Linked DNA regions of Homo sapiens: region 2 is linked to region 1. Evidence: chromatin contacts called from ENCODE Hi-C or POLR2A ChIA-PET data. All regions are on one chromosome and are shown on one strand. Each heading gives the region's core, a stretch centred on a gene start or an enhancer-like site at or near the end of the contact. The rest is flanking DNA. Distances are from core to core; before and after follow the strand shown. Region 1 overlaps MED13L (mediator complex subunit 13L). Region 2 holds the start of RFC5 (replication factor C subunit 5).

The links. Hi-C counts contacts between places; a loop is a spot of excess contacts on that map. ChIA-PET counts read pairs that join two places held with the same protein, here RNA polymerase II (POLR2A). Pooled maps may share reads with other maps.
Region 2: a pooled map shows a loop between it and region 1 (4-fold over the local background). The contact joins the promoter of RFC5 here to the enhancer-like site in region 1. A Hi-C loop is called at or near these places in 2 of 50 pooled maps. POLR2A ChIA-PET finds 5 or more read pairs at or near these places in 2 of 52 experiments (A673 and B cell).

What each region holds. Positions count from the first base shown.
Region 1 is chr12:116,191,992-116,198,135 of GRCh38, forward strand. All of the region lies in intron 2 of MED13L (mediator complex subunit 13L), which reads right to left. Among named protein-coding and RNA genes, the nearest start is that of MIR620, 46 kb to the left of the region's middle. RefSeq lists an enhancer at 5,193-5,487 and a silencer at 5,193-5,487. Within about 2 kb of position 3,745, at least 3 of the 41 ENCODE cell types and tissues checked have a DNase peak (open chromatin) inside an H3K27ac peak, as active enhancers do; they include B cell, where a contact is called at or near this core.
Region 2 is chr12:118,014,512-118,020,655 of GRCh38, forward strand. It overlaps RFC5 (replication factor C subunit 5), which reads left to right and starts at 2,192. Exons shown (of 11, transcript NM_007370.7): 1 at 2,192-2,381; 2 at 4,561-4,625; 3 at 5,121-5,257. The coding sequence starts at 2,317. RefSeq lists an enhancer at 1,900-2,069 and a silencer at 2,434-2,483.

The sequences.
Region 1 (6,144 bases), core at 2,495-4,994:
ATGACAATAGAATGTAGTTAAAATGAGTGTGCTAAAATATTAATATCCAAATGCTAGGAAAGCAGATAATGGTTAAATTTTTTTAAGATTTAATGCCCACTAAAACAATTAAAAGAGAGCAATAAAATAAACTTTCAGGGCAACGGAAGGGTGGTGGCTTTTGCCTTTGTACAACCAGTGCCCTGGATCCACATCTCCCTTTCTATGAACAGACCCCATCCCTTATGTAGCCAAGCATTCTCTTGCCTCCCAAATGTCATGGCATGTATGTCAACATTTGAAAACTGCCAACATAGTTGGGGAAATTTAACTGTCTAATATCTGTTAGTTATATTTGTTTTGAAGAAAAATGTAACACAATTTCTAATTGCTTAATCTAAGAGAGTAAACACAGGAGAAAATAAATATGAATATAAATGCAAAAACAAAGCTAATAAGAAATGAAACTTAAAATCTCATTTAAACACATTTAATGAGAGAAATAAAATCTCAGTTAACAATATATACTTTATTAGTATAAAGGTTTTATTCTCTGTAACATCATAGGACTTATTCTAGGGATGCAGTGCATCCTTAAGTCACATTAGACATACCGGAAACATAAATATGTCAAAGTCTTTATACCAACCTACTCAGGAAGCTGGACAGTTCAAGACTCTTCCATTTCCAGGACAATAACAAGAACAATTTAAGGAATAATTAAAAAAACAACCCTGACCCTTATTTCTAATATTCCAATAATCCCAGCACTTTGGGAGGCCAAAGCAGGAAGACTGCTTTAGTTCAGCAGTTCAAGACCAGCCTGGGCAAGACAGGCAGACCCTGTCTCTACAAAAAATTTACAAATCAGGCAGGCATGGGCCGGGCGCCATGGCTCATGCCTGTAATCCCAGCACTTTGGAAGGCTGAGGCGGGCAGATCACCAGGTCAGGAAATCAAGACCATCCTGGCTAACACGGTGAAACCGCGTCTCTATTAAAAATACAAAAACTTACGCATGGTGGCACGTGCCTGTAGTCCCAGCTACTCAGGGGGCTGACAGAGGAAAATCGCCTGAACTGGGGAGGCGGAGGTTCGCAGTGAGCCGAGATCATGCCACTGCACTCCAGCCTGGGCAACAGAGCAAGACGCCTTCTCAAAAAGAAACAACAACAACAAAAAAAACAAAAATTAGGCAGGCATGGTAGCTCACTCCTGTAGTCACAGCTGCTTGGGAGGCTGAAGTGGGAGGATGGCTTGAGCCCAGGAGTTTGCAACTGCAGTGAGCTACGATCATGCCACTGCACTACAGCTTGGACAACAAAGCAAAATCCTGTCTTTAATAATTTTAAGTTTTTAACCTGAAGCTTATTTATTTTAGAAATAATCAAAAATATTTTTCAATGTAATAGAAGTACTATATTGTCCATGCTTTGTCTTAGGAACAAAACATCTAAACTTTAAACTCAAGCACAAATATCAACTGAGAATAGGTCTACATATTAACTTACTGTTTTAGAAGTACTTGAAATGTGAGTCATCTAATTATTTTTCGGTATTTCCAAAAAAATTCTCAAGTAGTTTATCTAAATGCATTGTCAAATCTGGTCAAGATGAAGATTTAGTGTAAAGTAGAAATCTCTCAGAAAAAAAAAACTCCTAATAATCACTAATACCTCGCTATTTTTGTTTAAAAAAAAAGGTAAGAATTTCTAATTACTAATAATCAGAGTCCCCAAAATCAAAGGAAAAAGCACAAAGAAATGAAAACCACATATCTGCTTCTCTAGAGAAAGGAAATCATCATGGGAATAGTAGGAGTCACAATCAAGAATCACATCCAGTCCAAAGAATGTAACTCACAAGTAAACCGATCACTGTACATCAGTCTCCTAAGAAATACCTTTATGAATGAACTCAATGAGAAGCTAGTCAAAGATTAAAGCTGATCAAAGTAGTTAGCAAAAAGACATTAACAAAGTTCAATTTCACTATTAAAAAGCTCCAATTAACTTTCCAGCCTTTCAGCAATTTACAAAACTTTACCAGAACCTAAATAAGTTTACTCAATCAGAATATTTCCTATCTCCAATTTTTAAAGATGTAGATGTAAATGACAAAAGAAGAGAAGATGACGGAAGGGTATTTAAAAAAACAAAAAACAAAAAAATAACCCTGTCTATACCCACACCCCTACTTCTTTTTTTCTTTTGAGACAGAGTTTCGCTCTTTTTGTCCAACCTGGAGTGCAATGGTGCAACCTCGGCTCGTCGCAACCTCCACCTCCTGGGTTTAAGCGATTCTCCTGCCTCAGCCTCCTGAGTAGCTGGGATTACAGACTTGCACCACCACGCCCAGCTAATTTTGTATTTTTAGTAGAGACAGGGTTTCTCCATGTTGGTCAGGCTGGTCTCAAACTCCCGACCTCAGGTGAGCCACCCACCTCCGCCTCCCAAAGTGCTGGGATTACAGGCATGAGCCACCACTCCCAGCCACCCCTACTTCTTTTTAAGTACAGGGTATTTCCTAATCATAGTAAAAATCATTCAGGACTACTTCATCTACAAATCCTCAATCCATCTGATCAAATTCACCTTAACCACATTCAAAAGCATCACGAAAATATTAAGCCCACAATGCTAAATAAACTTTGGCTGAACTGCATAAAGAGAAATATTTATATGTTCTAGAGAATATGAAAAGATTCACAAGATTGTTTAAAAAATCAAAAGCTTGTTAAAAATAAAATATGACTGAAATATAATAAGCTAGAAATAATTTTTTTAATTTACTGGAACTTCCAATCAAGATGGCATCATAAATTGCTTTGAAAACCCACCCTGTTTCAAATACAAAGCAACAACAGGCAAAATCCTGGAGAAGACATTTTAAAGACCTACCTAACTAAAAAAGACCAGCATCACCATGAAACAGAAATATGTAACAGAGAGTGGGCAGAAGGTATAGGGCTGCTAGGCTCTGGTTTCAGAAGGAACCAGTGAAGGCCTAGGTTTCAGATCCTATAGAAACAGGAATAAAAGTGGCCCACCTAAGATAAGGGACTGAGGCCGAAATTGGGCTGAAAACAAACTGCTACTAACAGCTGCCTGGGGGTAAGTAAGCTGTGTGGACTTTCAGGAAGTATGTCTTCTCAGAAACTGAGTGCCTAGGAAAGTGAGAATACTAGGGCTTCAGCCACACTATCCCACTGCCTGGCCAACTGGAACAAAGATGCAGGTGTATCTACCATCAGTGGGAGACAAGTGCCCTCTGCTGCCAATCTAAGACCTTGGTGGGGGTGGGGGCAACAGGGAGAAGCAGTTAAGAATACGTGCAAAACCACTAGAAGGGACTGTGGGGAGTGGGGGGACTTCCCAGTCAAAGCTGTACCATGACATAAAGAAAACGAATAAAAACACAGCAACTGAAATACAAAATCCCTTCAAACAAAATAGAAACAGAAAAGCCTGAAAATAGTATGCTTAAAATTTTTTTCTTTTTTTGAGATAGAGTCTGGCTCTGTCACCCAGGCTAGGGTAGCACAATCTCGGCTCACTGCAACCTCCGCCTCCCAGGTTCAAAGCGATTCTCCTGCCTCAGCTTCCCAAGTAGCTGAGATTACAGGTGTGCGCTACCACACCAGCTAATTTTTGTATTTTCAGTAGAGACAGGATTTTGCCATGTTGGCCAGGCTGGTCTTGAACTCCTGACCTCAAGCGATCCACCCACCTCAGCCTCCCAAAGTGCTGGGATTACAGGCGTGAGCCACTCTTTTACTCTTTATAAAAGAGTAAAATTTCTTTTATAAAGGGAAAAAAAATCACAACAAGCAGAAGTGAAACAAGGCTAGGTGGAAATGAAAAAGAATTTAAAAGCTAAAGAATGAATATTTTAACTCAAAGTAAGTTTTAAATAATTTTAAAATAAGCAATGGAAATGAAAAACTGAGTAAGAGATAAAATGTAAACAGTAAAAATTGAAAAGGAGTTAATAAACTAGAGAATAATAATGAAGAATTTAACTAGAAAGTTGCAGAGGCAAAGAAGTTTTAAAGATATATTATGGAGGCCAGAAAACAAGGTTCAATGATATATTTAACAGCAGTTTCAGAACAAGCAAAGAGGCAATGAGAAAAGAAAAAATTACACTGAATCATATATTATCCAGATCAACAACATAACAAAGAAAATTATAACCTAATGGATAATCTAACTTTCAAGTAGCAAGAAAAAAAATTACTGGTTGAACTCATCTAGCTTAATTTTTAAATTATATTTTTTACTGTTGACCTCACTTTAGAGGGCCAAATTGTGTACAGAATACATGCTACCCAAGAACACCACAGAGGTCCTCTGGGTGTTTCCACAGAGCAAAATTGAAAACAGGGCCAATAAGTAAGGTGCAATTAACAAAAAAAAAAAAAGTCTGACTGGCCCAGTCTTCGGCTTCGGCTGCAACTTAATAGTCCTTTAAATTCAGTTTCTAACACCCAGAGAAATGACACATGAGATAAGAGTGCTTTCTTTCCAAAACGGTGGCAATAAAACTTGTGATTGGGGTAGAAGAGTACTAGAATAGTAGATTACAGAATTGAGTAACAGGATTTCTTGTTAACTAAAACCAAATATACAATCAAAAAGCAAACCTACTGCCATCAACACAATTTATTCAATCAGAAGTATCTTTTAACCTTTCTCTCCAAATTTAAAATAAATAGAAAAGTAATAATGCTGATAATTTAGGCTGCATTTATATTATAAAATTTTAACTCTCTTTTTGGTGGTCCAGCTGTGTCTACATAGCTTAAGAATCTGATGGTTTTATCTAAACTAGTTAAGACATACAGCTGGTTAAAGTTTTGTGTATTTTAGGGGCACTATCAGATTAATAAAAGTGCATTAATTTTAGCATTAGACAGACATGTCTTCAAAATTTGAAGGCATTTATATCTAGTTATATACTTAGTAATTCTTTTTGATGGGAATACATATCAATGGGAATCTTTCAAAGATATATAGTAGTTTGAACAGTAACCATATTAAGTCTGAAAACACAAACAATAAGACAGAACATCAGTTCAGTGTCTCTCTCTCAAGACAAAGCATACTCTTTGCTGGTGATAAACAGCACACTCACTTTACTTTAGTCTAAGCCTCCACCCACATAATCCTTAAAATTATATTAAGCTCCGGTGGATGAAAATACAGCAGCAGTCCTGCAGCCTAACTGCAAAGATGAAACCGTGTACTCGGCTGAAGGGCTGGTCTCCCTAACTAGCACGGTTCAGTCAGCATCTATCTGACAGCACAAGATACACAGCACACGCTTTCTTTAGTTATCTGTACATGTCAGTAGGACTCTGGCCCACTGCCATAAGGAACTCTATCTCTGTTCTCTGCTTTATCTCGTTGTCCATTCTTCAGTCATTTAGCACAACCACTACTTTATTTTCATCAGTAAGATGTTCTTCTGGGACACAAATGGGAGCTCCAACTGCTTCAAAAGCAGTTACTTGGCCAGGCGTGGTGGCTCACCCCTGTAATCCCAGCATTTTGGGAGGCCGAGGCGGGCGGATCACCTGAGGTCAGGAGTTCAAGACCAGCCTGACCAACATGGAGAAACTCCATCTCTACTAAAAATACAAAATTAGCCGGACATGGTGGCGCATGCCTATAATTTCAGCTACTCGGGAGGCTGAGGCAGGAGAATCATTGAACCCAGGATTCGGAGGTTGTGGTGAGCAGAGATTGTGCCATTGCACTCCAGCCTGGGCAATAAGAGTGAAACTCCGTCTCAAAAAAAGAAAAAAAGGAAAAAAAAAAAGCAGTTACTCACCAGCTGCTAGCTAAAAATCATGAAAATTAGAAAGCAACTCTTTATGATTTTTTAATCAAAGTAGTGTAACATTTTAAATTGGCATTTATCACCCAGCAATCCATTTCTTTTGTAGAAAGCCAAAAGAATTTTAACATGTTCATATAAAAGCAAGAATTTCCATTGAAAAGAAATTTTTACAGAGAACACTTATTTAGCAAACACCTATGAATGCACAAAGTCATTAACAATAATACCATCAATAGTGCTTATGTATGGCAGATAACCAAAACATGATGTTATTTGTTACTTTCCTTCCACACACCAAGAACCCAATAATTTTTACTGCAT
Region 2 (6,144 bases), core at 942-3,441, 1.8 Mb after region 1:
AGAGAGAAGAAAGAGTGAAGTAGGAAGAGCTCTTTATCAAACCATCAGATCTTGTAAGAACTCACTGACTATCACAAGAACTGCATGGGGGAAACCGCTCCCATGATCCACTCACCTCTCTTCCTGGACACCTGGGGATTACAATTCAAGATGAGATTTGAGTGGAGAAACAGAGCCAAACCATATCAGCCACCCTTTAGGATTTTACCCCAGTGTGAAGCCTGCGTCTCAACAATTAGATCGTTGGTGAGGAGGGTATAGCACCATTTATTTCTTTAGTAATCTTTCATAATTTTGCTTAGTTATTGTATCAGTTGTTTTCTAAAATTGTATCAGCTGTTTTCCTTTATTTTTATACCCATCACTTGTATTTTATGCCTTTTAAAAAACAGAAGTGGGCTGGGTGTAGTGGCTCATGCCAATAATCCCAGCACTTTAAGAGGCCCAAGGCAGGCAGATCACTTGAGCCGGGGAGTTAGAGAGTGTAGTGAGCCGTGATTGTGCCACTGCACTCCAGCCTGGGTGACATAGTGAGACCTTCTCTCAAAAACGAAACAGAACAAAACCCCAGGAGTGTTCAAAGACCCCAGAATTTGGCAATACATGACAAATATTTAATGTGTTTCTATAACTTTAATTCAGAGGCATCTATATCTCACCTCAGCATGTGTCAGCAAATTAATTGTAAACATGTGCTGATTTTTAGCCTTAGTATTTAAGAAAAACTTGTTAATCATTTATGATTCCCTTCCTGGAGATAAAAATGAATAAAACCAGTTTTATCTTAAAAGAAAGAAAGAAAAGTTTAAAAATGGCATGCTAATGATCTAAGCCCCCAGTGTTAAAGTTTCCTGGGAGCAAGCAGAGTAGGGGCACTGTCACATCACAAGCCCTAGCTGATCCCCTTCTTCGGGGTCCCCAGGCAGGGGCTAGGGTGAAGCCATAACTGCCATCACATACTTGCCACTGTCCCTCTGCTGTGTTCCTGAAGCAGGTGACAGTGATGTAATCCTATGCAAAGAGTATTGCTACCTCCTAATCAGAACACTGCTGACCCCAGGCCAGCCTCAAAAATCCTCCAGGATTTTTGTCTTCCTCATCATGTTAAAAGAAAAAAAAAAAGAAAAGACTTCAATATGGATGCTTTGCATGCTCATTGCTGGAAAATACAGACCAGGCCAGGCGCAGTGGCTCACGCCTGTAATCCCAGCACTTTGGGAGGCTGAGGCGGGTGGATCACTTGAGGTCAGGAATTCGAGACCAGCCTATCCAACATGGCAAAATCCCATCTCTACTAAAAATACAAAAATTAGCCAGGCGTGGTGGCGCGCGCCTGTAATCCCAGCTTCTCCGGAGGTTGAGGCAGAGAATCGCTTGAACCCGGGAGGCAGAGGTTGCAGTGAGCCGAGATAGCGCCACTGCACTCCAGCCTGGGTGACAGAGCAAGACACCAAAAAAAAGAAAAGAAAATACAGACCAACAAAAAAGAAGAAAATAAAAGTGATCTAGAATTCTCCTCGCCTCAGGAAAAAAACCTAAAATGTTGATATCGATTCTCCTCAGTATCTCAGATCACAAGGACCTTGTCCTCTGTGTTCATGAACTAGACCTTCCAGCGACACAGATTAACCCAACTGGAAGTTTCTGTTTGTTTTTCTCTGGAGTCGTTTTCTGGAGGTTGGTTCCCTAAACTTTTTGGGCGAGGGGCACGGATTCCGGAGATAGGTAGGTTGCAGTTGTGTTTGTTTGGGGTTGTTTTCATTTCCAAATATTCACCTCCCAGCTTGGGGGCCGAGAGGTATCTCAAGCCTTCTTTCGCAAAGGCATCTATATTCAAGACCCAGCCGTTTTACTCGGTGTTGTTTTTTTTCTTAGATTTTTTTTTTTTTTTTTGAGCCCCGGCAGCTTTTGTTCCTTTGAATTTAAGTGTTTGAAGCTTGGCGATGGCAGGAATTGGCTTTGGCCTTGAGATCTTAATATGTAATGATGACTGGGGCTGCAGGGGGCCCTGCCTCTCCCGCTGCCCTGCTCTGGAAGCGCCTGGGTATCTGAGAGTTCAGAGCAGGCTGGAGGGGCGGAGCTTGGAGGGACGCTGGCGGCCCGCGCCTCCGGTAACCTAGCAACCGACGCCCTAGCAACGCGAGGGGGCGGGACCGAGGGAGGAAGTCGGAAACTGGTGGCCGCGTCTCGCGAGAGTTGCTTTTGCGCGCGAACTGTAAGTGCCAGGGTCTCAGGGTCAGGTCGCGGCTGGTCACTGTGCAGGCGCTTGGGTGACGCGACGATCTCAGCGGATCTGGTCACCTTCGTCTCCCCGCCATGGAGACCTCAGCACTCAAGCAGCAGGAGCAGCCCGCGGCGACCAAGATCAGGAACCTGCCCTGGTAGGAGGAGGCCGAGCGGCGGCGGTGGGCAGAGGGGGCCAGGCGGCCGCGCGGGGAGGAGGTGGCTGGGGTGGCAGGTGACCGGACCCCAACCCGACCTCTTCCCGTCGTCTCCAGGCCTGCAGCCGGGACCGACCTGCAGAGGTTTCCCCCGACACCCCCCAGCTACCCAGACTCGTCCGTTCTGTTTAGGGCTTTTGCCAGTTCTCACCCTTTCACCCCCAGCTCCATTTGCCGAAGAAGAAGGCGGCTTTCGCACCTGGTGACAGCACAGGGGTTCGATCCCGCGTCTCCTGACGCCTGCAATGGCCTCCATGCCAAAATGCCCTCTTCCCACTCTTCAAAACCTGCGATGCGACTATTGGTCACATTTTAAACTAGTAATAACGCTCCCTGGTCAACTTTTATTGAATGGCATATTATTAGATTAGCAGACGCCCTGTTAGATGTTCGATCCTTACAAAGACCGTAGGAGGTAGGCACCGCTTCAAATTTTACACAGGAGGAAACTGCATTTTAGAAAGATGTAATGACTTCCCTATGGTCCAAGGGAGAAAATTGGCTTGGAGGTGAATCTAGGAAGTCTGAATTCAGATCTTGTACTCTTAACCATCCTACTTAAACAGCTATGTTCTCGCAATGCTTCCAAGACTTTGAAGCAATTTGGCTTGGCTTCGAAAAGCTGCAAGTTGTCATTGTCTAGTAACTAGTTCAATTTGTCTTTATTGTGGTTAAAAAAAACCCAGAAGATTGACAGTTGTAACTATTTTATGTATTTACGTATTTTTTTTTTTTAGAGACAGGGTCTCGCTCTGTCGCCCATGCTGGAGCGCAGTGGTGTGATCACAGCTCAGTGTAACCTCAAACATTGGGGTTCAAGCCATTCTCCTGCCTCAGCCTCCGAAGAACTGGGACTTTTAGAGGCGAGCTACCAAGCCCATCCTGTAACCATTTTAAAATGTACAATTCAGTGGCATTAAGTACATTCAGAATGCAGTGTACTGTTGTGGAGTCTTCCCGCTATCTAGTTCCAAAATTTCATCACCCCAAATGGAAATCCTTTACCCATTGACAGTTACTCCCCATTCTCCCCTTCCTCTAGCCCCTGGCAACCACTAATCTGCTTTCTATCTATGGATTTGCCTATTCTGGACATTTCATGTAAGTGGAATCCTACACTATGTGGCCTTTTGTGTCTGGTTTCTTTCACTCAGGATCATGTTTTCAAGGTTCATGCATGTTGCTGCTTGTATCAGTAGTTAATTTCTTGTTATGGCTGAATCATATTCCATTGTATGGACAGAAGAGATTTTACCTATCCATTCTTCTGTTGAAGTCTATTTGGGTAGGAGTTCAGTTTCAAATGCACTTTGCAATAGTAGGTGCCCATCAGGTTGAGATTATAGGCAAACAGCTGGAAAGATGAAGTTAGAACAGAGTTTTCAACCTCAGCACTATTGACATTTTGGGCCAGATACTCTGGGTGGGTTTAGGGGAGCTGTCCTGTGCACTGTAGCATGTTTAACAGCATTCCTGGAGACTACACACTGAGTGCCATAGGACCCTCTGCCCACCTGTGACAACTAAGTATGTTTCTAGATATCACTAGATGTTCCTAGGAAGACAAAATCACCTGTGGTTGGGAACCACTGGTCTGTTCAAACTTAAAGTGCTTTCTTATTCTTCCTTTTTAAATTAGGATATGAAAGGATTCTGTTTTTTTTTTTAAGACAAGGTCTCACTCTGTCGCCCAGGCTGGAGTGCTGGAGTGCAGTGGTGCAATCTCGGTTCACTGCAACCTCCGCCTCCCGGGTTCCAGCAATTCTCCCACCCCAGCCTTCGGGGTAGCTGGGGCTACAGGGGTATGCCACCATGCCCAGCTAATTTTTGTATTTTTTGGTATTTTTTATTGAATGGCATATTATCGGGTTAGCAGACACCCTGTTAGTTGTTCTATCCTTACAAAGACCCTAGGAGGTACCCATAGAGACAGGGTTTTGCCATGTTGGCCGGGCTGGTTGGTCTTGAACTCCTGACCCCAAATGATCCACCCACCTTGGCCTCCCAAAGTGCTGGGATTACAGGCATGAGCCACTGTGCCTGACCTGCAAGGATTCTTTTGCACATAAAATATTCTTGCATTTATATATGTCATAATACATACTAAATTGTATTTCAGGGTTGAAAAATACCGGCCACAGACCCTGAATGATCTCATTTCTCATCAGGACATTCTGAGTACCAGTAAGTATTCATGTGTCAGTTGCTCTTGTCCTGCTTGAGCGACTTGTATAAATTGCTTGGTGATGTTGTCTCTCCTAAGTAATAACTTCAAAGAATCTGATTGCGCTTTGTAGAATGTGGCTTTAAGATCATTCATTCATTTTCTTCAGGTTGCTACAGTCCAGTGGGTAAGTCACAAACATGAGCATAAAATTGCAACACAGTGGAGTAAAAATAGCATTACGGAGAATCATTTAAGTTCACAGATGTTGCCAGCACCCAGAAAGGTGCCTGTAACACAGTAGGCACTCAATAAATACTTGTTGACTGGCTGCGCTATTGAGTGAATTCCAGTTGTTCCACGAAAGTAGATATGAGGCCCCTACATCAAGTTGTATCTGCCTCTGATTTGGACATTGAATTGGGTTGAAGAGCTTTCAGCCCAACTCAGGAGCCCAGGGTGAATGAGGCAGCTCCCAAAGACTGATGGTGCCCTTCTTCCTTCCTGATCCTCAGTTCAGAAGTTTATCAATGAAGACCGACTGCCACACTTGCTTCTCTACGGTCCCCCAGGGACAGGCAAGACATCTACCATCCTAGCCTGTGCGAAACAGCTATATAAAGACAAAGAATTTGGCTCCATGGTCTTGGAGGTAAATAAGATTGTTCTTACTCTACAAATAACTTAAGAGACTCCAGTCTCTTAATTTCAGTTCTGCTGGTTTTATTTTACTTTAAAAGTAAGTTGCCCCACGGACAGTTAGGAAAGAAGTAAATTTGAATATTTTAATTCCCTTTTTCCTATAATGGTCATTTTGGTCTGGATTAGCGTTGGTCAGCTAGAGGGCAGTTGTAGGGTTTGGCACCTTTTTCTTTGCTCTTGCCAACTTCTCCCCAAACCTTACTTTATGGTGACTTGGTTGCTGCCTGTCTGCCATGGCCCCTCTAGATCAATTCTCCACGTTTCTCCACCATATTCCTGCCTGGAAGGCTGAGCCCTACTGACTATAAGCTCACTTACCCTCTGGCTCCTGGTTGGGTTTGGCCAATAGGGGCCTTGGCAGGGGTGGGGGAAGGAAGTGAGTGATGCCTGGGCCTTCCCTGGGGGCTGACACAGGCTGGCAGCATGGCCCACCTGTAGGGTACATCTCACAGGTGGTACCTTTCCTGCAGCCCTCTCCAGGTGCCTACAGCCACTCCCTTCACTAAGCCCTTCAGGCTCAAGGGTGACAGGTATTGCATAGCCCCATGGTTTTCCTATATCACACCTTTAAAAAGATCTTGTTTAATTCTCTTCAAATTGCTGCATTTGAGTATGCCATCTGTATATTGCTGGGACCTTGACTAATATACTTAGATTCAAAAATCTGAGTATTGTCTATTGCAAGAAAAGTTTAACTTACTTTTTAGACGCAGGTCTCAGAACTTTGCTGCTACTAATGTCCTTATTTCAGTTTATTAAGAACTTGGTAACTTAGGATTGTGGTAGCTGAAATTTGTATCATTCTGCTCATACCAGAGGTGCTGTTCAGTGTAACCA